Regions from separate parts of the Mus musculus genome. Here region 2 is linked to region 1. A link is a loop called in an ENCODE intact Hi-C map of the cell type or tissue named here. Cell type or tissue: heart. All regions are shown on one strand. Links, peaks and the distances in the headings refer to the core of each region. The heading gives the core; the rest is flanking DNA. Region 1 has its middle 60 kb from the start of Nsmaf. Region 2 overlaps Nsmaf (neutral sphingomyelinase (N-SMase) activation associated factor).

Region 1 (15,258 bases), core at 3,857-11,856:
CCTGTGTCCTGATGAAACTGAGGTCACAAGACTCTTGTTTTCTTCTCACAAGCACTCAGAAATCTCTTCACACAACTCATTTCTTGGACCACAGTCTGACCATAATCTAAGAAATGAAACCTTTTGCTGGACCTCACAACTGGAGTTAATAATACACTTTCAAGTCACTTTAACCTTAAAACTGCTCTCCTACTGTGTGTTCAACCTGTTTATTTAACCAGCTATCGTTTGACTAAGAATGACTCCCATAGGCTCATGTATTTGAATGTTTGGTCCCCAGTTGCTGGAACTGGTCTAGGAAGGATTAGGAGGTGTGGCATTATTGGAGGAGGTGCTCCGTTGTGGAGTGGCCTTTGAGGTTTCAAAAGCCCTCTTCAGGCTGAGTCTCTAGCTCTGTCTCAGGTTTATGGATCAGATATCAGCTTTTAGCTATGCTCCTGCACTGTGACTGCTTGCCTAATGCCATGCTCCCCATTATGGTGATCATGAACTCTTTAAATTGTACCCAATGTTCCAATCAAATACTTTCTTTTATAAACTTCCTCGGCTATGGTGTCTCATCTTAACAATAGAACAGGAATTCAGACATCTGACTTTAAGAGAACAATGTAAAAATCAAACTGACTTGCACTGGATTTGCCACCCTATCAACTTTTATAACCTAAGCTAATAGACAGCTGCAATCTTAATTCATGCATTCTTTTATGCCTCTTACCCAACATAATGCATGTGGTTTATGATAATTATTTGCTTAAAACAGCAAACATAGGTCTTACAAAGAGGTCTTACAAATGAAAATCTACCATAAATATGAATGCAACATGGTTGTTAGTTGATAAAAAAAAATGTTTATGATACTATTTGTTATCTGGGTCAGTTGCAGTGACCTAATCCCTTGTAGAACGATGTGAAAGAGTTCTGTAAAATATCCCTGTACCTTCCTCATTCAATGCTTTCTTTACTGTTCAATAAAAGTCAGGGAAAAGCCTTTTATTAGAATCAGACACATGAGGGTAGACACAAGAACAGGCAGACACACAGGGGCAACCTTTAGTAACATTTATGATGTAAAAATGAAAGTGTAATTTACAAAAGGAGGAAAAAGACCCCTGTGGTTTGATTATGTCCTCCAAATAGAAGCCCACACTGAAAACCTAATCCTGGGGTGGGGGTGGGGTTACTAAAGAGGGGCTGCTAGCCCTAAGGATGTTGATTAATGCTACTCTTCAGAGAGCAGAATAAAATGGATAGAGAATAAAATGTATCTCTCTCTCTCTCTCTCTCCCTCTCCCTCCCTCCCTTATCTCTCACTCTCCCTTCTTCCCCCTTCCTCTATTTCTCCTTCCCTCTCTTGTCCTGAATTCACTTCCACTTTGCCATTCTACCAAGACTTGAACCATGTATGAAAGAATCTCACCATGCATGACCCCTCAAACTGTTGGATGGCTAAGCCTCTAAAAACAACAAACCAAGGAATTTCTGTTCTTTACAAGTTTCCAAGTCCAAGGTATTCTGTTAAAGCAGCATAAATTGAGCTCAGTCAGAGTAGTAATATCATGATGCTAATGTATTCACTTGAAGGAAAATTCATACGGATGCAATAAGAAACTAGAATAGTTATTAATTGGAAATTTTTACAGCTAAAATCTATCAGCTGTAAAAATGAGCATCACTGTTACTTCTAAAATTAAATTTTAAATCCACTTAAAATTTAGAAATCAATAAATAGGATTTTACTTAATGTTACAAAGTAACTACCAGGAAGAATTAAGTATAGCACAAACACGTTCTTTCCTAAGTAAGGCTAGAAGTGTAAGACCCCAACTCAATGTGTTTCTTAGACCCCTAGAAATGAAGCCCAGCATGGAGTTCTTTGTTCTTTCGCATTCAGCCTGAGAGACAGATGAGCTGTAATTCACCATCCCCATTTTTACGATGTTTACTCAGCATCCCCATTCTTTCTGGTCTTATCCTCACTTTGCAGTTTATTCTTTAAAAACCCTCAACTGCAACTGCTGGGGGTCGATCTCCTCTGCCCCTGTGTGGGTTATGAGCTCAGCCTCAGCATGCTGATACCTGAATAAACCTCATGCGATATTGCATCAAGAACGGTTTCTCTCAAGTTATTAGGGTGTCAGCTCATCACAGGACTTGAGCAAGAGTCTCTCCAGAATTGGGGGTCTTTCAGAAGCTGGGGTTGGGGGAGAAAGGAAACAACACTTGCCATAACAAAGCCATTATCTACCATATTCAACTGCTATGCTGATGGATAATTGCTTCCTACATCATTGAGAGGATGATGTTCTTAGAAGATGGCCTACGAAGTCAAGACAAAGCAATTCTTCTACACATACATTATTTTAAAAAAATGTTTCAATAAATTTTTTCATCAGTTTTTCTAAGACAGGGTCTCACTTTGCCACTTGAACTTACATAAATCTGCATGCCTCTGCCTCCCAATGTCATGACAATTACTCCGACACAGGTTTAAGAAATAGAAAGTCTTTGTTAGCCCAACAGCAGCTACACTGAGTGTTCAGGACCCTATTGTAGCTAGAATCTTTCTCAGAATGAGCTTTTAAACACCAAAGCATGCATCCTGGGTTGGCCCTCTTTAGTTAGCAAGAGCAAATAGCAAGAAGCAAAACTACAGAAGCCAAAAAGCAAGCTTAGTGTATTCAGAGATTCTCCAGAACTATGGACTTTGATGGACTAGATCTTTGGGTGTTTTTTGTTTTTTCTTTTGTTGTTTTTTTTGTTTGTTTGTTTGTTTGTTTGTTTGGTGGGCAAACTATATTACCTACCTGCTGAGTTTTATGGTCTAGATGATACATCCATCCTGGAATCAGTTGTGCTAAGGTATGGGGGCCTATTAAGGTCTAGGGCCTGTTACACCAAGTTCTGGAATTCCAAAACTGTGTCAGGACATCAGGGCTCTGCTCATTATTTTGGGCTAAAGATATACTAGTTATATGCATCATATTTTAAACAATCTCTTGTTTGTGCTGAACAATGATGTCAATCCCTGTCCTGTTTCTATAACAAAATGTCTGAGGATAGGCATTGCAGGGGTTGGTCTGATGCTGCTCTGTGTTCAAATGCTAAATACTGTATCCCAACACCTGGTTGCCTCAAGGTGAGTGAGTTTTCAGGTCCACCAGCTTGTGTTGTGTTAAACTTGCCCCAAAGTTATCCCTGATTAGTTTAATAAAGATGACTACAGCCTGGGCTAAGCAGAAAAGGGTAGACAGAGCACGGATTCCCATCCTTGGGTTCTCAGGCAGGGGATCACAAGAAGAGCAAGGAGGAGGAAGAAGGAAGTTGACATAGGGTACGTGAATCTTAAGCACAAGGCCACGGGGGTTGGCCTGATGGAGTGGGAGTGGCACAGAAGGAACACAGCAAGTGATATATCAGGGATCCCCACAGTGAAGTAGACAAATTAGCATACAGGGTTGATATCTGCCAAGCTCCAGTGCCCTAAAGCTTATTATAAATCTAAAGGTTCCTGTGTCTTTTATTCAGGAACAAAATGATCTGAAGTGGGGTAGAAATCCAAAATAAACATTTAAAAGCAACAAGGGGCTGTAACAACCCCCCAAATAATAATAAGCACAGCAAGGCATGATATTCAAAAGAAAAAGAGGATATTTATTTAGTTCACAGTTCAAAATTGGTCAGCAATACTAACTGGACAATGGTAGGAGTATTCTGGTGGATGTCATGGCTGAAGCACAAATAAGAAAGACAGGGAGTCCAACACAGTAGGGGGCAACTTGCTCTTCCTATTAGCAGTTTACTCTGTAGAGAGCTAACACTCTACAAGACCAACATTAACAATTGCTTCTTAGAACAGTACCCCTAAAACCTATTTACTTTCCACTAAACCCCATCTCTGACAGGTGCCATCACTTTGTACATCACCAAGCTGGGACCAAGATTCCAAAAAGAGGTCTATGTCTAAAGCACACTCTGAGGTGAGACATCACTGTATGTATTCCACCAGTGTCTTCACTGCTCCTGCCTCCTACGGAAAACCTGCAGAAGGTATGCTCTCAGGATGCCCACTGTGCTCCTAGCTCTTGAGGCCACCAGTTTGGATCTTAGATGAGAGACTGCTTGTCACTTCCTCTCCTTAGTCCCTTTTCCCTGTTGCTTCATGATCTGGGCTTTTGCCTGGTTTTATCTTAATGGCCTTCTGCAAACTGCTTCTAACTTTCACTTTCTGTAAGCTGCCTCTAAACTTTCAATTTCATTGTAAAGAGTCAGTAGTGGAGAGAGGAAAACCCTGCATAAGCTGAACATGGCTTTCTGCAGTTTTTAGCTGAGTCAGGAAGTTATTTGTTTCATAGTTGGAAAAATAAAGTCTAAGAGGGAAAACAGAAATTAGTACTGTATGATCTATATGGCACCCAGAAGCTGAAAAATGTCAGAAGAGAGAGAGAGACAAAGACACAGAAAGAGAGAGGCAGAGAGAGACAGAGACAAAGAGAGAGAGACAGAGAGAGGTTTTTCTGAAAAGAGAATTCACCATTTTTCCCAAAAATTCAAAAGTGTTATAAAATATGTCAATGGTGTATTAAAAAGTTTAAGTCTACCTTTATGTTGCTATTCAGTTTAAAACTTGGTAATTTCTTCATTCACTACCAAGAACTTATCCATAGCCAAAATCTAAGACTTGCAGCTCAAGTCAAAGGTTAATTCTAACCATCTAAAGTTACTTTAATTATATTCAAGTTGTAGACGTTGAATTTATTTATTTTAGAACTTCTCTCATGGATACATATTTCCCATCATCAACAAATATACTTATTTATATAAAAATAAAGTCATATTAACATTTGATCCAACATTCCTTTGGTCTTTCTTCCTATCAGTTAACTGTTTAACATCATGTGATTTTACACTTATGATAAGAATCAACTTACGGGCTGGTGAGATGGCTCAGTGGGTAAGAGCACCCGACTGCTCTTCCGAAGGTCCAGAGTTCAAATCCCAGCAACCACATGGTGGCTCACAACCATCCGTAACAAGATCTGATTCCCTCTTCTGGTGTGTCTGAAGACAGTGTATTTACATATAATAAATAAATAAATCTTTAAAAAAAAAAAAAAGAATCAACTTACTTTTTAATTTTAAAAAGATTCATGAATGTTATCTTAAGGATTGTTTTCTATACAGCTCTTCCCTGATGGTTGAAACGGATCAAAAAAGACACAACATCTAGTATCCTGTGTCCAGAGTTACTGTTCCCCAGTGTAATCATTCCTAGTCGCTTCCTTCCCAAGTGTCTACTTTCTCATACAGGTGCAGTCTAATAATAGTGAGTATCCATCTCAACTATCCTCTTGCTTTGAGGGTAAATCCTCTCCAATGAGAAATTACAAACTAAAGTAGCTTGGAACCTCTAAATAACCTACAGGTCTCCCTCCCCCACCCCTTATTACAAAAATGCTAGCATTTCCTAAAATAATTTTAAACTTCTTTTTTCGAAAAGATGTAAAAAAATCTATTTATACATTACTTAAAAACAGTAATTAATCATGATGCTTTATTTTTTCACCTAAGTATGCATTACTTAATCTGTTTTATTAACCACACTGCCTCTATCTCTGGAAAAGTGATTTCCATCCTGAAGATGGAGGACTTTGTCATCCCACCAGTACAAACAGGCTCTGGACTCGGAGACGGAAGCACCACAGCTTTAGATCCAATCATTAAACAGGTGTTTAATTTTCCAAAGTAATAACTCTGGATGAGGAAACTCCTATTTGGATGTGTATCTAGTTTGCACTTTATTTTTACATTTATTCTATGCTGTCTGTGTTAATTTATCAGTTATCTAATATATTTTATAATATTGTTATTGGGGGTTTTTTGTTTCAACATGGTCATAGAATGCCTCCTATAATGAAGTGTCATAGAGTGGGAGTTTATTAACATCTAAATTCATTTCTCACCATTCTGTGGAATGAGGGGAAGAGGGCACTCAAAATCAAAGTATCAGGGGATTGTGGTGACTCCTCACCTCCTCATTGTCACTGTGAGGGCTAAAGGTCAAACAACTGAATTTGGAGAGACCATAAATTTTCAAACTACAGTGAAGTATTTAAATTCTACTTTACAATTTGAATACATTAACAAAATGAAGGCCGTGACAGAATATTTATATACAAAGATGCAGTGTAAATGGCACAGACACCAAACTGTATACTTCAAAATGGTTAAGATGGTAATTTTTTGGTATGGGCTTTGCTATCATTAGATAGATAGATAGATAGATAGATAGATAGATAGATAGATAGATAGACAGACAGACAGATGTTAAGTATGATAGATGGATAGAAGGAAGATAAATAATAGGTAGGCAGAGGATAGATACATAGGTATATGATAAATAGGTGATAGATTATAGACAGATGATAGATACATAGAATATAGATGATAAATAATAGATAGATAGATAGATAGATAGATAGATAGATAGATAGACAGACAGACAGACAGACAGACAGATAGATAGATAGATAGATAGATAGATAGATAGATCGTGTTCTGCATCCATACACAAATGCATAGAAGAACTGTGAGCGAGTGACATCTCAGTCTGAGGTCATTGAGCCCTTTCTTCTAACCTTGTGTCAGTTAGTACCCCAAAGTCTAGAAAGGAACTACTGATGTCCCTGAAAGTCACAATGTCCCTGTTTTCGAGAATGACTTAATATGAGCACACTATAACACCAAACCTACATCTTTCATTCTCATCATTTTAGATTAAAACTAGCCGAACATATCCACAATACAAATACAAAATTCATCTCTCAGGCTCTCCTTAGCAGAGGCATGAGGTCCTTCTCCAACAGGCAGCATTTGAGTAATGGCCTTGACTGTGAAGCTGAACTTGTCTGCGGCCATTGTATTGCTTTGCTTTGATGTCCAGGTCTCAGACATCACTAGAGATGAAACGGATGCAGATGCTGCCGATGAATGCGTCATTATAGTTTTTACCACCAGAGGGAGCTCATAACCACACTACAGGGAATGATTGGCCCTGCTGCCAGACTGGAGAGAGGATAAATTGCCTACAGATGGAGAGTTTAAACCACATTAAAACTTAATAAAGAATTGCGGATTGACTGAGGGAATTCTAACACTAAAAAAAAAAAAATCTTCCAAAGGCAAAACACAACAGAAATGCCTAAGGCATTCTGTTTGTGCTGTGTTTTTGCTTTTTCTAAAGAGAAAGAGAGCACAAGAAATATTGATTCAATTAGTGAAGCTAAACAAACCAGGAGATTTTAAATAGAATGAGTGTACACAGAGTTTCTCAGCCCTTCCATCTGCCAGAACTCTTCCAGTGGCGTGGTCCTTCTTGTGTGAGCATTGGAGTCTCCCATCTGATCAAGCTTTGATGCCTCAAACTCTTAAAACTTGCATTTCGCATTAAAAACTTCTCCTAAGATTCTCAATGCTTGCAATTAATGTTCCATTTCTACTCCAGTGCGCAATGCCTATTATCAGCAAGATTTAGCTTAAAATGGCATAATCCTTTAATATACATCAGGATCTAATAGGAAGGCTATGCAATGAGGATTAAAATGATAATAGTTTCCAAGCATGGGCAGGAGGCCAGGTGTAGGAAGCAGTTTATAGCCAACTGAATATTGTACTGAAGGACCCTGCCAGCACTGTGGGCACGTATGACAGGGTGATACAAATAACAAAATAACAGCCAAGACCATAAAAATAATAGTAAGCACGGATCTTGGACTGCTCCTGCCACCACAACAAAGTAGCGCAAACTCAAACAACAGAAACAGATTTTCACTGAATTCCAGAGCTAGAATCTGAGATCCCGCCTTGAGCAGTCTATTTCTTCTGAGAGCTGACCTTGGATTGTAAGTGGCTGTCTTCTTCCTGTGTCTTTCCCCTGTGCATGTGTTCTTATCACCCCGTCTTAGAAGAACACAGGTTGCATGGGCTTAAGCTGTAACTAAATGACCCCAGTTTATTAATCAATTCCCTATAGGCCTGTGATCAAATACGGTCCCTTTTTGTGATGCTGTGAGTTGCAGCTTCAAAATATGAATTCTCAGGGAACACATTTCAGCCTCTTACACTCCCCTCCTTCCCAGAACTACTCTGCAGTGCCAGGAAATGTCTAGGAGGCAGCTGGTATAGCCTGAGAAGAAATCACTACAGTGAGCGGCTGCCCACTGAGTAGGGAAGAAGGTTAAAAAAGAAGGAAGAAAAAAGAGCATGTGAAGATAGAAACTACAATTAAGAACAAAACAAGAGACGTTTTCTGGTAATGAAAGAGACTAAAAATAAAATCAAATAAATGTAAGAGGTGAAATAAAAATACGTGTACTTAGAACAACAACATGCTAACGAGTCGAATACTGTTACATGTAGAAAAAGGAAAGGAGACACAAGGGAAATGAAAGAAAGAACGGGGGGGGGAAGAAATAAATAAATTATGGTAAAGCAAAAATATTGCCCAGTAATTTAATAATGTATACGTTAAGTCAGATAACTGCATGAAGAACAACGACTATTTAAATGTAAGAGGTAAAATTACTGCTGAAAGCGTAGAAAGGGGACGAGATGCCAACGGAAAAGAAAATGAGGCGTTGGACGGTTTATTTCTGGTCCTTGAAAACTGGAAACTGACAGTTACATGCCCAGAACTTGGGGAAAGGGAGTGGACCGCTGTGTGGACTTTGTCTTTCCCATTGTTTATGCTGTTGTTGGGTCTATGTGGGACAAGTGAAATCGGCCAGAGCTGCTTTCACCTCTGTAGGTAAAGAGGGACATCTGCTGGTCACGCTTATCATTGCAGTCTGTGGGCGGGGTAGGCTCTCTCACTCCTCCCAGATGTCTGGTCTGCTCCTGGGAGAGTGTTTTCTGGAGTGCTTTGTGGTTGTGAGGAGCAGCTACAGCGCTGAGATCCATACTTTCAAAACCTCGGGAGTGCTAATCATCCTGCTAGATGAACGCTGCCCTGGAAGTTCCGGAGTTGTCGTATGACGGTGGGTAATGCACATGGCCGCAGCAGTTGAGCATCACATCTGCTGACTTCAACCTCAGAGTTGTTGGGAACACAGAGGCCCTTGCACTCACAGAAAAGCATTAAGGACAATCAAGAATACTAAACAAACAGAGGCCCTTTCTTAATGGAGAGATAAAATACCTGTTTTCCTGCCCAGAAAGCTCTGAGTGGATTTTATTAATGTCCTTTCCTATGTCAACACAAGCAAACCCCACCCAAATTCCCTCAAAATGATCGTCCCACTCACTTCCCTCCAGAGGCCATTACTCATCTTTTGGGTGGATGTCACAAGTCTATGCTATGGGTCAGAGACTGCACTAGATTCTAGGCCTTTTGACTATAGAGCCCATCCATCCTCATAGTCGCGTGTGCTTTGTAAAGGAGTTTCTATGTAGTCACACCTTAAGCTTTCTTGTGCACCTGATCATTGCTTGAAAAATCTCTCCCCAAATTGTACTGTTTTAACTATGCTGACATTGAACTCCCTCTCATTAACCTCTCAGGAGTCTGATCCAGGTTGATGAAGTCAGTCTGCACCAGATTTTTTTTTTTTTGGTTTTTTTCGAGACAGGGTTTCTGTGTGGCCATGGCTGTCTTAGAACTCATCCTGTAGACCAGGGTGCAAGGTGGCCTCAGAAATCTGCCTGCTCTGCCTCCCAAGCGCTGGGATTAAAGGCATGTGTTACCACTGCCCCACCATATTTTTATTCTTATCTCTTCCTGGGGTTCACTTCCCTGACTGTATCCATGCAAGGACCCCTTCAAGCTGCCACACTGCATCTCTGCGAGTGAGAAGAGCAGGACTAACCTGACCTTTCTAACCTGAGCCAGCTTTTGCCACCTCCACCTTTCACCTTCTCAGTGCCTATCCTCCCCCTCCAAAACTGCCTGACTGGAACTTCCCCCTCACATGGGGGCTCCAGCTGACCACATTGGGGCTCCCCATCCCTAGCGTGTTCCCTGACCTAGGTCCTCTGGAGTAGCTCATCTTTTAGCAAGAGTCACTCTAAAGATTGTATTCTTCATTGCCCAGCGTCTTGGAATAACGTTACAGGAATGTTATTCTCTCAGGGCTGATTGTCTGACTGCGGCTATCTGGCCTGCCTATGAAAGTTGTCCAGAGGGTAGGAATAGACAACTTTCACTCTGCCTACCTTCCCAGAGTGCTCTCTGCCCTCCTGGGTGCCTCTAGCTCTGCTTCCTCCTACGTTTGGTCTTGAGAGACCAAATCTTTTGGGTTCAGACTCCATCTTAAAGAACCTGACCTAAGGTTGACTAACAAGCCAGTACCTAGCCCCAGGCTACGCCCCCAACAAGACTGTGTGTCTAGCACCAGTTTCCATGTTATTCACCAACAAATCTGTGTACCCAGGTTACAAGCCCGCTCCTGACACTTCACTTCCTAACAACCACCAATCAGGAGAAAAGCAAAAATTAAATTTATGTTTTGGATCCCAGCACCAACCATAACGGCCCCATACATAATCAGATGTGTACCCGTCTAGAAACCTCCTTCTTGCCTCTATATAAATGCTTGCCTAAAACTAGGTTCGGAGCTCCACCTTCCTGCTGTGTCAGGATTGGCAGGGAGCCCAAGCTGGAGCTTGAATAAAGAGACCCAAATGCAATTGCATCGGAACCAGTTTCTTGGTGGTCTCTTTAGAGTCCATGAATGCTTCCGGGCACAACAGTCTCTACTTTGCTCATCATCCTCTCACTTTAGACCCACATCTAAAGTGCTCATTCCCCTTTTCAGTGTGGAATACAGCGTTTTCTTTTTTTGTCTTTCCACCTCATAAAGGCAGCCTTGACTACACCATCTTTTTTAAAAGGAGTACAATTTATTCAGGAAATGATACATTTTAGAATTATAACATCCATTTAAAAAAGCACATTTCTTGGTGCTTTCAAAAACTCCTGACATGTTACTCTTTGAACTATATCCTATAGGAATATTCAGTGAAATACATGACAGAAAATTCAGGCCTCAGAAAGAGTATCTTGTGGAATCACATATGGACTACCCACTTAAGGAGTTGCTTTGCATTGAAAATATGTAATACTTGGAGACAGCATCCAAAATACATACTTGATGCATACTATGTATGCGGATTCACTAGTATGTATTTGGTTTATTTTTTTTTTAATTATACTTTTTGTTATCTTTTTGAGTGTTACACCACGTACACATTTGTTCACCAGTGGACAGGTAGAGAATAAAGACCAGGATCTGCATTTGATAGAGAACATGCAGGCCATCCCCCCACCTTTGTGTGATAGAGAACATGCAGGCCACCCCCCCTTTGTGTGATAGAGAACATGCAGGCTACCCCCTCTTGTGTGATAGAGAACATGCAGGCCATCCCCCCCCCTTTGTGTGATAGAGAACATGCAGGCCATCCCCCCCTTTTGTGTGATAGAGAACATGCAGGCTATATCCCCCCCCTTTGTGTGATAGAGAACATGCAGGCCATCCCCCCCTTGTGTGACCCCATTTGTACATTCTAAGTCCATTATTTTTCTACAAATTTTGTGATGTCATTTTTCCTTAGAGCTAAATAATATTCCACTTCAAATAGGTACAGCTTTTCATTACCTATCCATCTGTTAATAGAAAGGTACATGGATTCTATTTCCTTGCTGTAGTGAACAAAGCAGCAGTATCCATGAGAATGCAAAGATCTCTGTAGTGCAATGTGGAATTATATTAGTCAAAGCTCCCTAAAAACCAGAACTGAGAATAGATACTAAAAGGGGATCTGTTAGACTGGCTTACAGGATGCAGTCTGCGTAGTCCAACAATGGCTAGTTCACAGAGACAGGCTGAAAATTCTGTAGTCGTTCAGTCTACAAGGCTGGGTGGCCAGCAGGCCTGGAGCACTCTTGGAGAGCTTCTAGTCTTCCATCTAACTTAGAATCCTGAAGAAGTTATCTCTAACACTAACCTCAGAAACAGAGAAGATGAACTTAACAGGCAGAGTAAAGGCAAGCAGCAAAAAGCTAAAGCCTTCTTTTGTGTCCTTTCATCAGGGATGCCACTAGTTAATTCCAAATGTTGTTAAGTGGATAACCAAGACTAACCATCACAGAAGTTATCTGAGTACACCAAGTCCAACAATAAAACAGCCACCATCTTCACCAAAACAATATCAACATTCACATATATCATGACTTCAGAGAAATCTCTCCTTATCTGTGGTTTCATTTTTTTTTAATAGTGTTACTGAAAATATAGAATAGTTCAATTAACTCTATTAAGAAGACACTGTGGGGGTTCCTTCCGGTGCCAGCCCAGGGCAACCCTGGGCACAAAGTCGGCAGACGGTCCCACGGTCCCCAGAGGACTCTCCCCTCACAGGTGCCCTAGTATGCCCAGGATCCTAGGATCACTGGTGAGTGGAACACAATATCTGCTCCAAAACAACTGGAGGGGCCTGTGCCAGCAGGAGCAGGGACACAGGAAACCCAACCGACCAGCAGCTGGGGTTCGTCCGGTCAGCATCAGCCCCGGGCCCCCTGGGGCACAAACTCAGTGGACGGTCCCACAGTCCCCAGAGGACTCTCCACGCCCCAAGTGCCCTAGCACACCCAGGAACCAGGATCACTGGTATGGGTTAAAGACGAAGCTTCTTAGAAAACCAAGAAGATGGAATTTTAAGAATTGTTGCCTGGCATTTGAATGATGGCATTTTAGTTAGAGTTGTAATTTCTTTTTTAAAACTGTTTTTGACCCTACACACCTTCCCTGCCAGAGGAGAGTCGGCCTCCAGATAGGGCTCTGACCCCGGGACTCAGGTCAGAGCATCATCTTATATTCCGGGTCTCTCAAACCAGTGTGCATAGGAGAGTGCACAGGCCACAGAAACAACCGAGCTTCTTGGACAGGGTCCATTTGGACCTTTATCCTTAGCCAGGAGTCAGAGCTGAGACCCAGACCTCTGGGCACCTTCCTCACCAAAGGAGAGCTTGCCTGCAGAGAGTACTCTGACCACTGGGACTCAGGGGAGAGTTGAACTCCCAGGAGTGCTGACAGAAGTTAACAGAATCACAGGAGGAACAAGTCCCAGCCAGAGACAGCTAGAACATCTAACCCAGAGAATACCAGATGGCAAAAGGCAAACCTAACAATCCTACTAATAGAAACCAAGACCACTTGGCATCATCAGAACCCAGTACTCCCACCACAGCAAGTCCTGGATACCCCAACACACCCAAAAAGCAAGATTTGGATTTAAAATCATATCTCATGATGCTGGTAGAGGATTTTAAGAAGGAAGGGCATTAATAACTCACTTAAAGAAATACAGGAGAACACTGCTAAACAGGTAGAATTCCTTAAAGAGGAAACACAAAATCCCTTAAAGAACTACAGGCAAACACAGCTAAACAGGTAGAAGTCCTTAAAGAAGAAACACAAAAATCTCTTAAAGAATTACAGGAAAACACAACCAAATAGGTGATGGAATTGAACAAAACCATCCAAGATCTAAAAATGGAAGTAGAAACTATAAAGAAAGCATAAGGTTTGTCTTCACTGAACGGTGAGACTCCAAGCAGTTAGGATGCCACAAAGAAGCCGAAACCGCACTTCCAGGGTGACTCCTCCAGCTAGCTAGCCAAGCCCCTCAAGTGAGGGCTGTTCCCTGAAGAGCACCTGCAGCTCAGCCTCCAGCAGCAGCTGCACCATCTGCAGTTGGCTCACCTGCCACTGCACCCCAGCAGCCAGGCCTCATGGCCCAGTTGGCTACCAGTGTGGCCATGGGCTCTGTAGTGGGGCATACCCTGGGTCACGCCATCACTGGGGGCTTCAGCGCAGGTGGTAGTGCTGAGCCTGCAAAGCCTGACATCACTTACCAGGAGCCCAGCTGCAGAACCAGCGTTCTTTTGGACCTTGCTCTCTAGAGATCAAGCAGTTTCTGGAGTGTTCTCAGAACCAGAGTGATGTCAAGCTCTGTGAGGACTTCAATGAGGTACTGTGGCAATACAGGATTGCAAATAATCTAATCAAGAAAAATCAAGCTGAAGAGATGTAAAATTGGTTCTGTATAGCTGATAGTACAAGTGTGGACCCTTGTATTTCTAATAGCTCCATTGCTTTGGAATGGCCATGAAAGAGATATAACTATGGATGTTTACTGAGGCTTGCATTTAGTGTTGGTTACTGGGCAAGTGTTTGGTCTCATTGAACTAACTATTGTGATTGTGAGTTAAAATAAAAATGGTTTATTCTGAAAAAGAAAGAGAGAAAGAGAGAGAGGGGGGGAGGGAGAGAGAGAGAGAGAGAAAGAGAGAGAGAGAGAGAGAGAGAGAGAGAGAAGGAAAGAAAGAAAGAAAGAAAGAAAGAAAGAAAGAAAGAAAGAAAGAAAGAAAGAAAGAAAGGAAAAGAAAATCCAAAGGGAGACAACTATGGAGATAGAAATCCTAGGAAAGAAATCAGGAACCATAGATGTGAGCATCAGCAACAGGATGCAAGAGATGGAAGAAAGAATCTCAGGTGCAGAAGATTCCATAGACAACATGGACTCAACAATCAAAGAAAATGCAAAATGAAAAAAAGATTCTAACTCAAAACATCCAGGACTCAAGGAATTCCACATAAAACCAGAGACACTGAAAATTATAGAGGAGAAAGTGGGGGAAAGCCTCGAAGATATGGGCACAGAGGGAAAATTCCTGAATAGAACAGCAATGGCTTGTGCTGTAACATTCAGAATCAACAAATGGGACCTCATAAAATTGCAAAGCCTCTGTAAGGCAAAAGACACTGTCAATAAGACAAAAAAAAAAAAAAAAAAAAAAAAGCCACCAATAGATTGGGAAAGGATCTTTATCAATCCAAAATCAGATAGGGGACTAATATTCAATATATATAAAGAACTCAAGAAGCTGGACTCCAGAAAATCAAATAACCCCATTAAAAAATGGGGCTCAGAGCTAAACAAAGAATTCTCACCTGAGGAATACTGAATGGCTGAGAAGCACCTGAAAAAATGTTCAGCATCCTTAATCATCAGGGAAATGCAAATCAAAACAATCCTGAGATTCCACCTCACACCAGTCAGAATGGCTAAGATCAAAAATTCAGGTGACAGCAGACGCTGGAGAGGATGTGGAGAAAGAGGAACACTTCTCCATTGCTGGTGGGATTGCAAGCTTGTACAAGTACTCTGGAAATCAGTCTGGAGTTTCCTCAGAAAATTGGACAT
Region 2 (15,258 bases), core at 4,887-12,886, 79 kb after region 1:
TACTGTGTCATAGAACTAAGGCCGTCTCCATTAAGCAGCCACAGAAACTAGAAAGGTCAATTTCTGTTCCTCTCATGAACACCTTCGCTGTGAGGGGTCCTGAGCACACCCTGGAGGTGGAGGACTCTGAACAGATCTGCTGTTGGGATCCCTGCCCACACAGCCCCTCTGTGCTTCAAGTTTCTGCACAGCTGGCTACTTTGTTTGTGTCTCAGGGACTTAAGCCTAAAAGGAAGGCAGTTCCCCTGGGTCTTTGGAAGGCCCTCCTGTCATGCAAAACTTTGATTAAATAAATTTGTTGAGCTTTTCCCTTGTGTGCCTGCCCTTGTTACAGGAGAGTTGGGAGTGGCCTACTGTAGACCTACTATCGGCATGATTGGGAATAACTGAGTCTCTGAGCATGTAGGGTTATCCTTCTGGCTGGCCCCAGTGGAGCCAGGTCAGGTGTTAAGCATATTAGAATGCTTTAAGCGTCAGGTGACGTGAAGCTAGAACAACGTGGTTAATATGATAACTTCCTAAATGAGCGAATGTATCTAGAAAATGACCATGCTCTATAAAAGTGGGTCACACAAGTCTTCTAAAGAAGTAATTCATGCTTTGCTGTAATACTAGTGCATGGGAGCACAAAATTATGAAACTGCATAACAGTGACTTTAAGATTTCTCAAGCATTAGGTTTTTTACCCCATAGAATATTGTTTGGAAATTATTGTTGAAAGTTAATTGAAATGCTTTTTACATAGAAAATATTTAAAACATACCAGTAAACACTTGAGTGAAAACAAGCTAAACAGCTGCTTACACTGTTAATGTTCCTGGCTAAGATTTGGTCAGAGCCCTTCTCTGTAGGTTTGCATTTCTTGTCAAATGTATTGATAAACAAAAGAAGGTACTATTAATTTCTGATAGATATGGTGCTAAGAAGTAGCTATACATATATCTTAATTACTATGTGGAAGAACACTTGTTTGGGAAGGTGCTCTGTATTTGCTGGCCGTAAGATGCAAGTCTTCAATGGGTGTGCCTTGTTGACGACCCTTTGTTTCCCCTTTCTGTGGAAGCTATGGGGGCAGGGCAGCAGGGGAGGAGTGCACAGCAGCCACTGGGTGCAGCTGGAACTAGGAGTGGGCAGGCGGTCAGTAGTGCCCAAAGTAGACAGCAGGTAGTGAGTAAGTTCCTGACTGGTGCCTTCCTGGACCTTACCTGACACATCAAAGGAATGCCTCCGCACTCCTCGATCTGGTGACTACTGAATTCAGATGGACTGGGGAACATTTCAGGCCATGCGCTGGCAAGTTTAGCTTATGACTAATTAAAAAAATAAATAAATAAACTGGAGACTAATTCGAATTTATGACTAATTTTTGTTTAGAAATTTTAAACTGGAGGACAGGTCAATAAAACTTAGATGGTAAAACTGGTTCCTGTATTCATTAATTTTTTTTCTTTTCCATTTTTTATTAGGTATTTAGCTCATTTACATTTCCAATGCTATACCAAAAGTCCCCCATAGCCACCCACCCCCACTCCCCTACCCACCCACTCCCCCTTTTTGGCCCTGGCGTTCCCCTGTACTGGGGCATATAAAGTTTGCGTGTCCAATGGGCCTCTCTTTCCAGTGATGGCCGACTAGGCCATCTTTTGATACATATGCAGCTAGAGTCAAGAGCTCCGGGGTACTGGTTAGTTCATAATGTTGTTTCACCTATAGGATTGCAGATCCCTTTAGCTCCTTGGGTACTTTCTCTAGCTCCTCCATTGGGAGCCCTGTGATCCATCCATTAGCTGACTGTGAGCATATTCATTAATTTTAATCTTGTGAGTCAGTCCTTTGGGGCAGGGTGTTTTTGAGTGCAGGACATTATGAGTTTGGTTATCACTCTGCCCCTTTTGTCTGTGACCTTTCCTTCTGACCCTGCATTGTCTCTGGTACTTCAGTTTGTATGTTTATGCCTGTTTGAGGCTTGTGTTTTCATATCAGAAGCCGCCTGTGTGGGAGTGACTTCTGCACAGTGACCCTGCAGGGTCCGCGTTTGGGGAAGTCCTGCTCTGTCATTGGCTTTCTGATAAGTGATTCCATCTCCGGAAACAATGATTTCTGTGCGGCTAATTCTCCCATCTGCTTTCTGCCTCCTGCAGATTGGCTCACATCTCTTCCTGGCTTAAATCTTTCTCTAGTTTGCTGATGTCTTTGGGTTTTATCATTTTAAAATATTTTATTCACGCCTTAGCATTGTTCCAGGAAGAGGCAAAGTAAACAATATTCTGTGTGGTTCACATGTAATCTAGATATCTCCCTCCGGGATAGCAGAGCGTCTAGGTCCATCTAAAGTCTGACCCTGCCTGAAAGCTTTCTGGGGACTCTAGGTGCTGCCAGTGTTCCCTGCCCATACTCTGCAGCCAGTGACACGCTTCTATTCATTTTTTGGTTTTATACTTATTTCTGTAGCAGTTCAACTAAATGATTATTTTTTTAGTTGTGTATGCATGGGTATGTGCCATGGTAGGAGTGTGGAGGTCAGTGGGCAGGTCATCAGGCTGGACCAGGAACTGCCTGCCCACTTTACGTCTCTGTCCTGTCTTCCTTTTAAAGTTCAAAGCCCTTAAAACTCAAGGAACTATTCAACTCAGTAGATTTGTCTTGCTTATTAAACATGTGTGGTATCTAAAGCATCAGGTTGGTTATAACCATCTTCACGCCTGTCTCGTAGAGCTCATTGGTTCTCAGGAGTCACAGAAACTGAAGTCTGTGTGGGACATGGTGTTGGGGTATGGCAGGGTAGCTTGGCTTGTGGCGTCAGGGGACACTGACATGAAATTTTCCTGGGAGTGGGAGAGAGAGCTTGGGGGACGCAGTTGGGGACTTGTTTAAGGAGAGCGCAGTTAACTTGAGAAGGACTCCGTCTGGGGCAAGGGCGAGAGGAGCGTGGGCTTCAGGAGGGAGTGCTGCCTGGGGATTTGGGAGCAGGCATTTTATGTGTAAAGCCTTTAACGCTTTCTGTAAACTAGATGCCACACAAGCTGTCTTCCTCTTCCATGCTTAGGTTTTCCTTACTGCTTCTCAACTTGGAGGAGTACTACTTTGAGCAGCACACAGCGTTCCATGTCCAGCACCAGGGCAGCCAGGAAGAAAGGTGAGTGAGCTCAGATAGCTCTGGTCACAGGACTCTGAGGCCTGACGTCTTTACACTAAACACAGGGCTGCATAGCGGCCGCTCTTCTCTGCTTGTAGTTAGGCAGTGAGATGGGGACACAGCTAACAATGGTTCTGGCTCCCATGAAGCTGCTGAGCAGGCCCGTGGGCTAGCACATCACTCTGTTCCTGTGTCTCCTTGTCACGCGGTGCCCCCTGCTCTCAGTCACTGGGTTACAGTCAAGTACTGCTCATAAACCATGGAGCAGTGAGAAATGTCACCCTCTTCAGAGTGAAGTAATAATAATAATAGTGTGAACTGCAGGCAAGTCTGCTTTCTCCATGACTTTGAATTGCTCCTGTAAAGACCGATCCAGCGCTTTGATTCATTTTTTGAAAGCTGTGCATCAAAGCCTGTTTTTGTCTTTGAATTCTTGTTTTCCTTGTACAAATTGTACTTCAGTGTCATTACATTGCTGATTAATATGAACGTATTCTTATCTGGAATATTCTAGCTAGTGGATATAATGGAGTGACACCCTTTAAACCCCTGATGAAGCCATGGGTCTGTCTGCGGGGCCAGCAGACCACGGAGTCTTTGGACCCATGAGTGACCTTCCAATTTTATTGGTTGTTTTGGAACAGCCACTGCCATTTGTTTCTGTATGGCCCATGTTTGATCACCTGTGTCTGTACGATCTATAAAGATACCTTTGTCTGGCTCTTCATAGAGACTGTACCATAATTTTGGTGGATCATAATCTCCAAGGGCTGCTGAAACCATTAGGGGAGAGGTTACAGAGAGCTTTTGTAGGGGGCACGTTAAGATTAATCTCATCTCAAGTCCCTTGTGTCTGCTGTAGACACTGTGTGTCCGTGCCTTGAGGCATTGCCTGAGTAGGGAACAGAATCTGACCTATCTCATAGACACTGTAAAGAAGGACACAGCAGAGGAATATCACACAGATGTAGTAAGCAACATTTATGGGGCTGGGACGTGAGGTTACTGCTACAGTGGGAGGGCCCTTGTCTAGAATTTTCCAGAGAATCTGGGTTCTGTCCTAGTATTGCAAAAAGCACAATGAAGATCATGGTGTGGGGAAATTATTTTAGACTAACAAATGTAAAAAGTAAGCTAGGAGTGGTGGTGTACACCTTTAACCCCAGGCAGAGGCAGGCAGATCTCGGTAAGTTCAGCGCCAGCCTGCTCTACAGAGTTAGTTCCAGAACACCCAGGGAGAGAAACCTAGTCTAAACAAACAAAAAACCAACCAACCAACCAACCAAACAACCAACCAACCAACCAACCAACCAAACAACCAACCAACCAACCAACCAAACAACCAACCAAACAACCAACCAACCAACCAACCAACCAACCAACCAACCAACCAAGCAACCGTAACAGTCCAGACAGAAAGCCATGGAAGAACTGAAGAGAACTCTTAAAATCGTGCTGAGGTACTGAGGTATAGCTCGCCACAGTTGATGGCTTCTAACAGTGGTACTGGCAGGCAAGGACTCAGTTTTCTCTAAGTGTCTGGCCACCAGAGTCTTGACCATTCTCCAGTAGGATATGGGCAACAGAAATTGGATTTATTTGGGTATTTTCCTCCTTTTTTGAGGGAAGAGGAGATCATTGTGTAGTGGTGGTGGGCAGCCCTGGGGGGACTGGGAAATGAGTATGCTTAGGGTTCGCGATGTGGAATTCCTAAAAAATGAATAAAAATGTTATGTTATAAAACAAAGAAGAGAAGAGAAAAGGAAAGAGAAAAGGAAAGAAAAGGAAAGAGAAAAGAAAAGAAGGAAAGAAGAAAGGAAGGAAGAGGTGCTTCTTTAAAGACTTATATGGAAGTGTCTCTGGTTATAGGCTGTATGTAGACCAGCAGGGCTAAGGAGAGGTTCATACAAGAAGCAAACATAACCACATATTGACAAATGCTAAAATCCCATGATTAGTATATGGGTGGGCTTTTTCTATTTTATTTGCATATACTTAGAAATTTTATACTATTAAAAAGTTTTACTCTTGGGTATGTTCACATATTAAAAGCAAATGGACGTAATAACATGAAAAATGTAAAATTTCAAAACTCTTTGAGAAAGCAGAGTTGTAAGCTGAACTGTGGCCCCTGTTTGTTAGCCCTGTTCATCCGTTCAGTGGTGTATTGAGTAGTGAAGGTAACCAGGAAGTTCCAGCAAACGTCCTCCACACAAGAGGAGAGAGTGTTGCGCTGGAAGTTGGGAGGATGTCCTCAGACTAAACGACCATAGTTTTAGTGGGATTTTTGTTTGTTTGGTTGTTTGTTTGTTTTGTTTTTGACACTTTAGATATGTTCTAAGTTATATACAGATAGAGACTCACAGATTTTTTTCCTTAGAGTCTCATAAATCCTTGAATGCTCAGGTCCTCATAAAGTGGTGTAGTATTAGTTTGCAACCTTCTAGTATCTTCCTGTTTACTTAACACATCTGTGGTTATGTGGAGAGCGGTTGTGAAGATTCAAAATAACAATAATGATAATGTTGATAATTGTTAGTAATCAATGGGTTCACGGGGTTGCACTTCAGCCCGTGCGTATTTCTCCAGCCTCCTGAGAGTGGCGTGCGATAAAGGGTCGTGGTGGCCGTCATGGTCACCGCTCTGCCACAGCCTTTCTCTCACTGCTGAGCTTTGACTAGCTGACACCTTAGCAATCCATGTTCTAGTTAAAGTAAATAACTTTTGAGGTTGTCTTGGTATTCATCAGATAATCTGTCTCTTCTCCTCTGGCTCCAGGAAAATCAGAGGCTCCTTAAAGATATGTTCAAAATCAGTGATTTTTGAACCAGATGCAATATCTCAGCCCATTCTTAAGGTAAAGGTGTTTTGAATGCGAGCAGAAACATTCCTAATTGTGTGTGTCTGTCTGTCTGACTGACTGTGTACTTTCATCTTTACTTTTTTTTTTAATAATAATCTCTCTCAATTTTATCCAGATTCCTTTGAGAGACTGTTTAAAAATAGGAAAACATGGAGAAAATGGAGCCAATAAACACTTTGCAAAGTAGGTCATTTTTCACTTTTAATTTTATTTCAACAAAAGATGTTATATATCTGATGATTTTTATCTTCATTTCAGGGCAAAATCATGGGGTATTTCACTCATTTTCAGTCAGGTAAGAAAGCATTTAGTAAAAATACTTATTAAAATGTTAGTATGTAATTTTTCAAACTTGTGTGAAGATTTTGATGTTAGTGTGTATAATTTTTTTGCATGATGAAATTATTCATTCATATAAATCTCAACTGAAAACACTTGCAATAGATGTTTAAATGCCTAGAGAATTTGATCATTGAGAAATAAACTTTTTAAAAACTAAGGTTTTTCTCACAGTAGCCTCTGTACTTTTTACTAAGTATAAGAATTGCAGTTGGTCCTCAGGAGCCCATTGCAGGAGGTTTGGAATGAGCGCACAGCAGTTCCTTCTGTGGCCTCCAGTGTAAAGGTGGGAAGCCAGGGCCAGGCTGCCTCAGTGACCTCAGGCTTACATGACAGCCCAGCGTGCCTCAGGAAGGGGAGTCCCTCCTCTCAGGAATGACTACAGGATTTGTTTTTGTTCATTCCGGATGCATGCCGCATTTGGCATACTTATGCATCCACAGTTGAACTCAAACCAGTATTGGCATCACGTTAGAAATTAAAATGTAGTTTTCTGTTGGCATATCATTAGTTAGTTTGTAGACTGAAAAAACTAAGTAAAGAAAGGGCAGAGGTCTTCCATTGTTCCTCTGACTTGCAACGTCACATACTTTGTCTGAGGATGTGTTAGCTGGGTTAAGTCCTGTGCATTCTAAAGTGTCCCAGTCATCACTCATCATTCTGTGCTCAGTCGGGTGCAGGACGCCTCTGGGGACATGCCTGCTCTTGAGCACTGGGTGCAGAGATTTGCACAGCACAGTGCCTGGAGCATCTCAGGAGTAGAGGGAAAGAGCGACCCCAGCTGTCTGAATCACTGACCCCTTCCTTCCTAGAACACTGTGAAACATGTGCTGACATTTATCTTATGAAATCTGTTAGATTTTGGCTTAAATAACTTTCTGTTAGTGCCTTCTGGAATTCCAGTTTTAAGGAAAGCAAAGATTCATGAACTATCTTCAACTCCATATTTAATGCTCCAGGTGCAATCAGCTCCTGCCATGTGCTTCGTGGGGGGCGCTGTTATTAACCCTGGCTCTGTGTGCACAGTGTGTATTTCTTAGTACATCCTGAGCTTATTGCAGGCCTTCCATAGCTGGGAAGGAAAGGGTACTTTTTCTAGTTCGAATTAGTGATGAATGTTACAGAGGAAGTGGAGGCAGGGCGGGAGTGGGGCAGGTTAGGGACTGCTGCGGTGCTGTTTTAGATAAACAGGCTAGGAGACACAGGAGCTGGTCAGTCAGAAGATTCAGAGCAGAGCGAGTACTACAGGAAGACTGGGGTAGGAGCAGGGCCACTGCTGTGGGGAGCTCTGACCCAGCGGAAGGCTGGAGAGTCAGAGCAGATAAGGAAACCACCGGGAGCTGGAAGAGAGCGGCTCTGACCTGGTTTGTGTGTGTTTGCAGTCTTTCTGATGATGGTCCAGAGTGGAGCCATGAGAGTCTGGGGGCACCAAAACCCTGGTGCTTTGTTTAGGTCAGGATGGTGAGAGTGAGTCTGCAGAAAAGCCTGGCAATGCACACAAAACAGGACAACCCAGAAAGACTTCTGACCAGCTGGATCGGGCTACCTTTTACTGAAATAAAAGGCCAGGGCTGGGGCACATGGGGAGGAAAAGCTTGCTGGAGATTTGATGAATGGGGTGTATGTAGACCTCCCCGAGACTTGGAGCAGACGCCAGGGTGTTCTTGTCTAGGTTTCATGAGGCTGAAGCCAGAAAGATAAAGGAAGAGTTGGGGTTTCTAAGGAACTTCAAGTCCTGGGGCAGGGTAGAACTTCCCATGGCAGCCACAGAGGCTAGACAATTGATTATGAGGTTTGGTGACCTGGAGGTCTCAGAAGGAGTGGCTTCAGTAGTTTAGTGGGATAAAGGGTGGCTAAGGGCCCAAAGAAGTTACAAATAACTCTAGCAAAGAGTCTTGCTACACAACGGTCAGACAAATGGCCAGAGGATGGTGTGATACCATCAATGTGGCTACCTGTTTGAAATGGAAGAGGGTGCCATTCTAGCTCTCCTCAGAGCAGTTAGTGAACACACAGGGACAGAGCAGTGTCTGCATTCTGAACACTGCTAGAACAACTGCCCTTGAGATTCAGGAACAGTGGAGAGGGGAGGAGTTACATATGAGGGGAAAGGCAGGAAATAACAGTCCAGGTATGATGCACTCTGGAGATGGTGGTATTGATTCTATAGTTTTAAGATGCAGGTGGAGTGGTGGCCTCATGCAGACACCATGAGGCTATGCTCCTTGAGGGAGGTGACATCACTTTTTGATGTCTTTGAATGTGTCATACCTCCATGCCTTTGCTTTTTCCATTTGTTAGAGAACTGTCTCCTGGATTGTCAACTTCCTAGCCTTATGTGATTGACTACTTGGTACAAATAATAACATTTACAAGATGTATTGTATCCACTTATTGGTGATTCACTTTTTAATATAACATTTGTGATTTCAATGTCAGTACTTTAAAACCATACTAATATAAATATGGGTACCTTTGCAAATAGAGATTGTGTAACAACAATTTAAACCTCGAGTTCATAGAATTTTTATAGGAATTCTTTTAGTGAAAGCTTTTGATTATTGTTTCAATGTTGCCTTGTCTTTCTCAGATATACTTTATTAAGGAGCACAACATTGTGGCACCGTATAAGATAGAGCGGGTAGGTAAAGCCTCTCATGTATTATTGAAGTTTATGTAGTGATTTTGATGAATAAGATTTTTATGATTTTGTTAACATCTTTAATCAAATATGGTAATGCTGAGTATTTCAAAATTCATTAACAAACAAACAAAAAAACAAAGTTCATTAACAGTTATTGCAAAAGTACCCCTGCACTCCACAGGCTTTAGTCCTAATAGCAAAAGCTTAGAGATGGTGTTAGAAGGGAAAGAAATGGAGAGAAGGCTCAGGGTTAGGCACTGGCTGCTCTTCCAGAGGACCAGGGTTTCTTACCTATCTGGCAGCTAAAAACCATTTGTAACTCCGGTGCCTGTGGCTCTCCTGCCCTCTTCTGGCCCCTGAAGGCACTGCACACACATGATACACATGTGTGCAAGCAAAGTATCCACACGCACACAATAAAAACAAACACATCTTTTTTAAACAGAAAGAAACTGAAGCTTCAATGTGTAAATTTGTAAGCATATTTACTATGTGTTGCTGAAAATTTTTTGCTTAACATTACTGAAAATTTATTTTTAAGAGTATTCAAGAAATATTTACAGTTTTCGATGTATCCTATATTTGATCCCAGTCTTTGCTTTCTAAGTCTTAACTTTGTAGACGGTCTAAGGCTTTGTTTTCAGGGACGCGTAGGCACTTGTTGGGCTCTCCTGTTGGTATCCTTTGCACTTAGTCCACTGCAGCAGGACTGTGTCCTACTAAAGGCGGTAGTACAGCACTAAGGGGCATATGCAGCTAGCTCCTTCTAAGGACACTTCTGTGAACTAGGAAAGCCACGTTGTCTGTGCAAACCCAGCCTCACATGCTGAGTCAGCTCCATTTGCAGACCAGCCTGTTGTATCTTCTCCAGTAGCATATGAAACATAAACTGCTTATGCAGTTTATAGACAAGAGAACGTGTAGTGCAGTTCATATCCACTGTGTGTAACTGTCCCTTCCTACCTGCTAAGTGTGTCTCACCTTGTGACTGTTCTCTTGTTGTGACACTGCCTCTACTCTTTGACAAAAACCCCTATGAGCAATAGACTACCCTCCTTTCAAGTCGAAAGCATACCTGGGTACCCTTCACCAGGTAGCTTCGCTGAGACTATCCAAAGTACAGAGCTGTATTTCAACTGCTAGCCACATAGCTATTGGTTCATGGGAGGGTTCTCTAAGAACACATATTATCAGGATATTATATTTATATATTATGAGCATGTGTGTGTATATGTATGCGTGTATGTTTGTGCACATGAGTCCTTGTGCATGTCTGTGTACACATAGTACATGAGGGAAATTAAGGCAGAGAGTGATATAAGGAATTTATTACAAGGAATTAACATGTGAGGTGAGGTGGACTTCCAGCCTCTGAAGAGCCAACAGTGTGAGAACTCTGTGTCTGAAGGGAAGGGAAGCCGGTGTCCAGCATGGAGACAGTCACAAAGGGGGAGATTTTGGTCTTTTCTTCTCCTTGGCCCTTGACAGACAAGACTCACATGGAAGAGGTTAATCTGTTTGACTGACTCTAGTGATTTGGGTGTGAATTCCACTCAGGTACTCTTTCACAGACATACACAAACAATACGCTTGCATTTTTGTGACTGACTTCATATGTTGACGTGATTGGGCCACAAGAAATGCGGAGGGAGATTGGCAGTTGCTGTGTAGATGCTCTTACAGCATCAGGCTGACAAGCTGCTGCTTCTGTCCTGCTAGGGAAAAATGGAGTATGTCTTTGAACTGGAAGTTTCTGGGAAGGTGGAAGATGTTGTGGAGACATTGCTACAGGTAAGCCAGCCTTCCACACTAGCACCGGCAGAACACAGAGCAGAGCCAGTCGGAAACCTTTGGTTTAGTTTTCCCTTTTGGTTTTTGAGGCAGGAGAGCTCAGGTGGCTGAGCCTGGCCCCCCTCCTGCCTCCGCCTCCCTTGTACTGGGACTAAAGGCTCAAGAAACCTTGTATTTCATAGTGCACAAGTAATCGTCACTTTCCTATACATGCTGCAGATTTACTTGAATTTGTTGAATTTGAAAACTTAAGAAGGAAAAGCTAGACATATCAGAATCTTCACTGTTTCTAAGTCAGAATAGTCAGTATTTTTACAGCGCTTCTAAACAAATACTTGTCACTATCTTCAAGAAAAACTAATGGTGTGTATTTGTAACATTGTAGCTGCACAGAGCATCCTGCCTTGATAAACTTGGTGACCAAATGGCCATGGTGAGTGTCCTGAGCAATTGCTATGTTTGGTTAGGAATTAACTTTTGTTTATCTCACTTAGACTCACATCCATATTTTTAAAATGGTTTTCTCATAGATAACAGCTATCTTGCAGTCACGTCTGGCTAGGACATCATTTGACAAAAACAGGTAAGATTTTGATATATATTTTTTTTCTGATTAGAATGCAGTGAACAGGCTGGGCTGTGAGAGAGGAACAAGTGAGGCTGTGAGAGAGGAACAAGTGAGGCTGTGAGAGAGGAACAAGTGAGGCTGTGAGAGAGGAACAAGTGAGGCTGTGAGAGAGGAACAAGTGAGGCTGTGAGAGAGGAGCAAGTGAGGCTGTGAGAGAGGAGCAAGTGAGGCTGTGAGAGAGGAGCAAGTGAGGCTGTGAGAGAGGAGCAAGTGAGGCTGTGAGAGAGGAGCAAGTGAGGCTGTGAGAGAGGAGCAAGTGAGGCTGTGAGAGAGGAGCAAGTGAGGCTGTGAGAGAGGAGCAAGTGAGGCTGTGAGAGAGGAGCAAGTGAGGCTGTGAGAGAGGAGCAAGTGAGGCTGTGAGAGAGGAGCAAGTGAGGCTGTGAGAGAGGAGCAAGTGAGGCTGTGAGAGAGGAACAAGTGAGGCTGTGAGAGAGGAGCAAGTGAGGCTGTGAGAGAGGAGCAAGTGAGGCTGTGAGAGAGGAACAAGTGAGGCTGTGAGAGAGGAGCAAGTGAGGCTGTGAGAGAGGAGCAAGTGAGGCTGTGAGAGAGGAACAAGTGAGGCTGTGAGAGAGGAGCAAGTGAGGCTGTGAGAGGAACAAGTGAGGCTGTGAGAGAGGAACAAGTGAGGCTGTGAGAGAGGAACAAGTGAGGCTGTGAGAGAGGAGCAAGTGAGGCTGTGAGAGGAGCAAGTGAGGCTGTGAGAGAGGAACAAGTGAGGCTGTGAGAGAGGAACAAGTGAGGCTGTGAGAGAGGAACAAGTGAGGCTGTGAGAGAGGAGCAAGTGAGGCTGTGAGAGGAACAAGTGAGGCTGTGAGAGAGGAACAAGTGAGGCTGTGAGAGAGGAGCAAGTGAGGCTGTGAGAGAGGAACAAGTGAGGCTGTGAGAGAGGAACAAGTGAGGCTGTGAGAGAGGAACAAGTGAGGCTGTGAGAGGAGCAAGTGAGGCTGTGAGAGAGGAACAAGTGAGGCTGTGAGAGAGGAACAAGTGAGGCTGTGAGAGAGGAGCAAGTGAGGCTGTGAGAGAGGAACAAGTGAGGCTGTGAGAGAGGAACAAGTGAGGCTGTGAGAGAGGAGCAAGTGAGGCTGTGAGAGAGGAACAAGTGAGGCTGTGAGTGCTGGTCCCAGCAACACAGACAGAGCTACACTCATCTCATCTTACACCAACCTGCTCCTCTTAGGGGATGGTTCAGCCTATGAATGAGAGACCCCAGAGCTTCCTCTGCCCTTCTCCTTCCTGACCTCTGCCACTATAAAGCCCGTGCATCCCCACTGTGACCGTCTCTCTAGCCTGTCCACTTGTCTTCTCCACTATGATGGCCTCAGTCCATCTTCTCAGTGCTCGGCTTCCCTCCTCAGTTCCTCGTCATCCCTGAACCCAATGACATGCTAAGTTTTGCCCTGTGTAAAGAACACGTTTATCCCTTGACTGTTGGAACTTACAATGTACAAGATTGTACATGGTCTTGTATAATCCTGGCATGGTCTCAGCCTCTCCCGTGGTGGTGCTTGCTCGCTGCTCACAGCTCCAGACAGATGTTTGCTCTTGTGAGTTTCTGGGCTTTGGCTGCTTGGAACCGAGCAGATCCTGCTGGTCACAGACTTCTTGTTTTCTGTTCCCTCACATTCTCTTTCCTCTGCTCCCTCCTCTTAGCCCCTTGTTTCTCATGACTAGGACGTGTTCCTGCCTCTTGCTCCTGGATAACTGGGCTTTCTGATTTTAGCTTAGCTGTTAGTTCTTCAGGAGAGTCTTTCTTTGGCCCTTAGAATTGACTAGAGTACTTTCCTATCATTCCCACAGGGCCAAGAAAGTACACTTACTGTTCTAATGGTTTTCACATTGATTTTCTTAGCTTTATTAATTAAGCATGCAATACATTTTCTGAAAATAATGGTGCTTCTTTATTATTCCAGTCTGGGGATATATTTCATTTCTTGCCTTATATTAATTAGATGTGGGCTACTTGCCTATATTTTTATGCCATACTCTTCTGTATTTTATCTTTATAATAACTATTGATGCCTGGTGGCACAAACTGTCTATAACTCCACTTCTAGGGGACCCGACCTCCTAGGGTATCAGGTACACACGTGCAGTACACAGATATATATGTGGGCAAGACTCATGAACACCACAGGGGATAAATGAATCTTAAAAAAAATTAAAAAGTGGTTCACTTTGAAAGTTTTGATTTACTTGTCCTGAACCCAAAATGTTATACTGAGGGATTTAGAGAGGAATTTTTGTAGTTATAAAATGAGATATTCTAGTTATGTGCATACTAGAAATGTATAAAATTTTTAGAATGTGCATTTCTAAAAAAGGAAAGTAAACTCGCAAACATAAGCTTTCATCATATTTTTGAAGAAATGCCTCTTATTGAAGAAATAGGGCTATATTTTCCCTACTTTTTATGTTGAAAAGTTTCAAATTCTGACAACCTTAAAGGATAATGTAATGAACACAGATATCCTATGACTTATGAGTTGTATGTTTGTTAATGCATTTCCAGTCTCCTTTGGATCTTGCCATGCTCCTTGGCACATTCATGCCACTGCTCTGCTCCTCCATTTTATTTAAAGCTTATGTCTGCTTTTCTGATTTCTTTCTCCAGCTTATAGAGCACAAAGGAGGCTTCCTGTAGCTGCGAGGAGCAAGGCTGTAGGAGCAGGCATCAGACTTTTCCTTGTTATAGTAGCACTTCATCTTAGAAGGTCCCCACTTAGAAGGACTTAGAAGGACTTCAGGACCCGTCTCAGTCACCCACTTTGTAATTAATGCTGCCAGTTCTTCCTTTGCCCATAGGTGATTCAAAGTATGTTGCTTAGTTTTCACACAGCTGAGGATTTTATAGCTATCTTTCTGTTGCTGGTTATTAATAATTGATCAGTAAATATGTTTTGTATTTCACTCCTCTGGTGTGAATTTTGAATTTTGAATTTGTCTCATAGTCCAATACATGGTCGCTCTTGGTGAATATTTCCTGGTTCCTGGTAGGAAACTTATACAGTTCTTGAGTCCCTGTCTGCAGTACTGGTTCCCTTTTAGTTGGCTGAGGGTCCTTCCAAGGGTGCAGACCATTGTGGTGCTTGCTTGATTCATTTGTCATTTGCTGGAGAGACACACTAAAGCTGACAGCGACAATTGTAGAATTACTGGAGCTGTCCAAGCCTAGAGACTGTCTCACCACTGTGAAGCCACCCTCCTCCTGCCTCTGACCTGTTGGTCTGTTTCTTCCCTCTTGCAGTCAAGGTCATTTAAATAAGTTTGCATTCTTGGGTTTCTGATTGGTTCTAAGGACTCATGAGGATGATCCACTTGCCAGTTGATTTCTATCATTGGGCAAGAACTTCAGGGGTCCCTTCGCGTTTTCACATACTCAGAGGAAAGTTTGTGCCAGTGTCACGCCCTGGAAACAAGATTCTTTCCTTAGTTATCTCGGTGCCAGGACTGAGCCAGGCTCCAGCATGATCAGCGCTGCTCTAGCACCGAGCTGCACTTCTAGACCCTGAGATTTACTGTTAATCCAGTTATTTAACAAAGTAATCATCCAAGAATATTGATAATTTAGTTGTTTCCACACTACTTTTTAAATTCACAAATCAGAAATGGAGTTATTTTTTAGTTAAGCATTTTAGGAGTAGAAAAGGCATCTTTGAGTGGTTTTATATGGAGAAATGAAACTGACCTAAAAGCAATTGTAATTATGTGTTCTAACCCTGATAAAGGAAGTGTGCTAAGGGTAGGGTCTTTCTCTGTGGCCCAAGCTCCTGTCTCAGCTTCCTCCTAGTGCTGGCATAAAACGTAGCACCGCTGCTCTTTATGTAGGCTCTAAAAGTCGGTCTTAACAATATAAAAGT

Evidence for each region. A loop is a pair of places that touch in the nucleus more often than their neighbours do. Peaks named below come from ENCODE experiments on the same cell type or tissue, not always from the same donor. Only the 100,000 strongest peaks of a DNase experiment are listed, where the experiment ranks them.
Region 2: a loop joins it to region 1, with 7 times the contacts of the local background. A loop is called at or near these places in 14 of 42 quality-filtered maps.

Annotation. Positions count from the first base shown.
Region 1 is chr4:6,506,741-6,521,998 of GRCm38, reverse strand. It overlaps the pseudogene Gm11803 and the pseudogene Gm11801. Among named protein-coding and RNA genes, the nearest start is that of Nsmaf, 60 kb to the right of the region's middle. In heart, for the core only: CTCF peaks have their summits at 7,006 (motif pointing right) and 8,818 (motif pointing left); a DNase peak (open chromatin) is centred at 8,828; H3K4me3 peaks cover 249 bases.
Region 2 is chr4:6,428,778-6,444,035 of GRCm38, reverse strand. Nsmaf (neutral sphingomyelinase (N-SMase) activation associated factor) reads left to right here. Exons shown (of 31, transcript NM_010945.2): 2 at 3,047-3,136; 3 at 5,915-5,993; 4 at 6,115-6,182; 5 at 6,258-6,294; 6 at 8,929-8,979; 7 at 10,702-10,773; 8 at 11,159-11,206; 9 at 11,304-11,356. Among named protein-coding and RNA genes, the nearest start is that of Nsmaf, 18 kb to the left of the region's middle. In heart, for the core only: CTCF peaks have their summits at 7,148 and 9,338 (motif pointing left); no DNase peak of the experiment used is centred there; H3K27ac peaks cover 1,173 bases.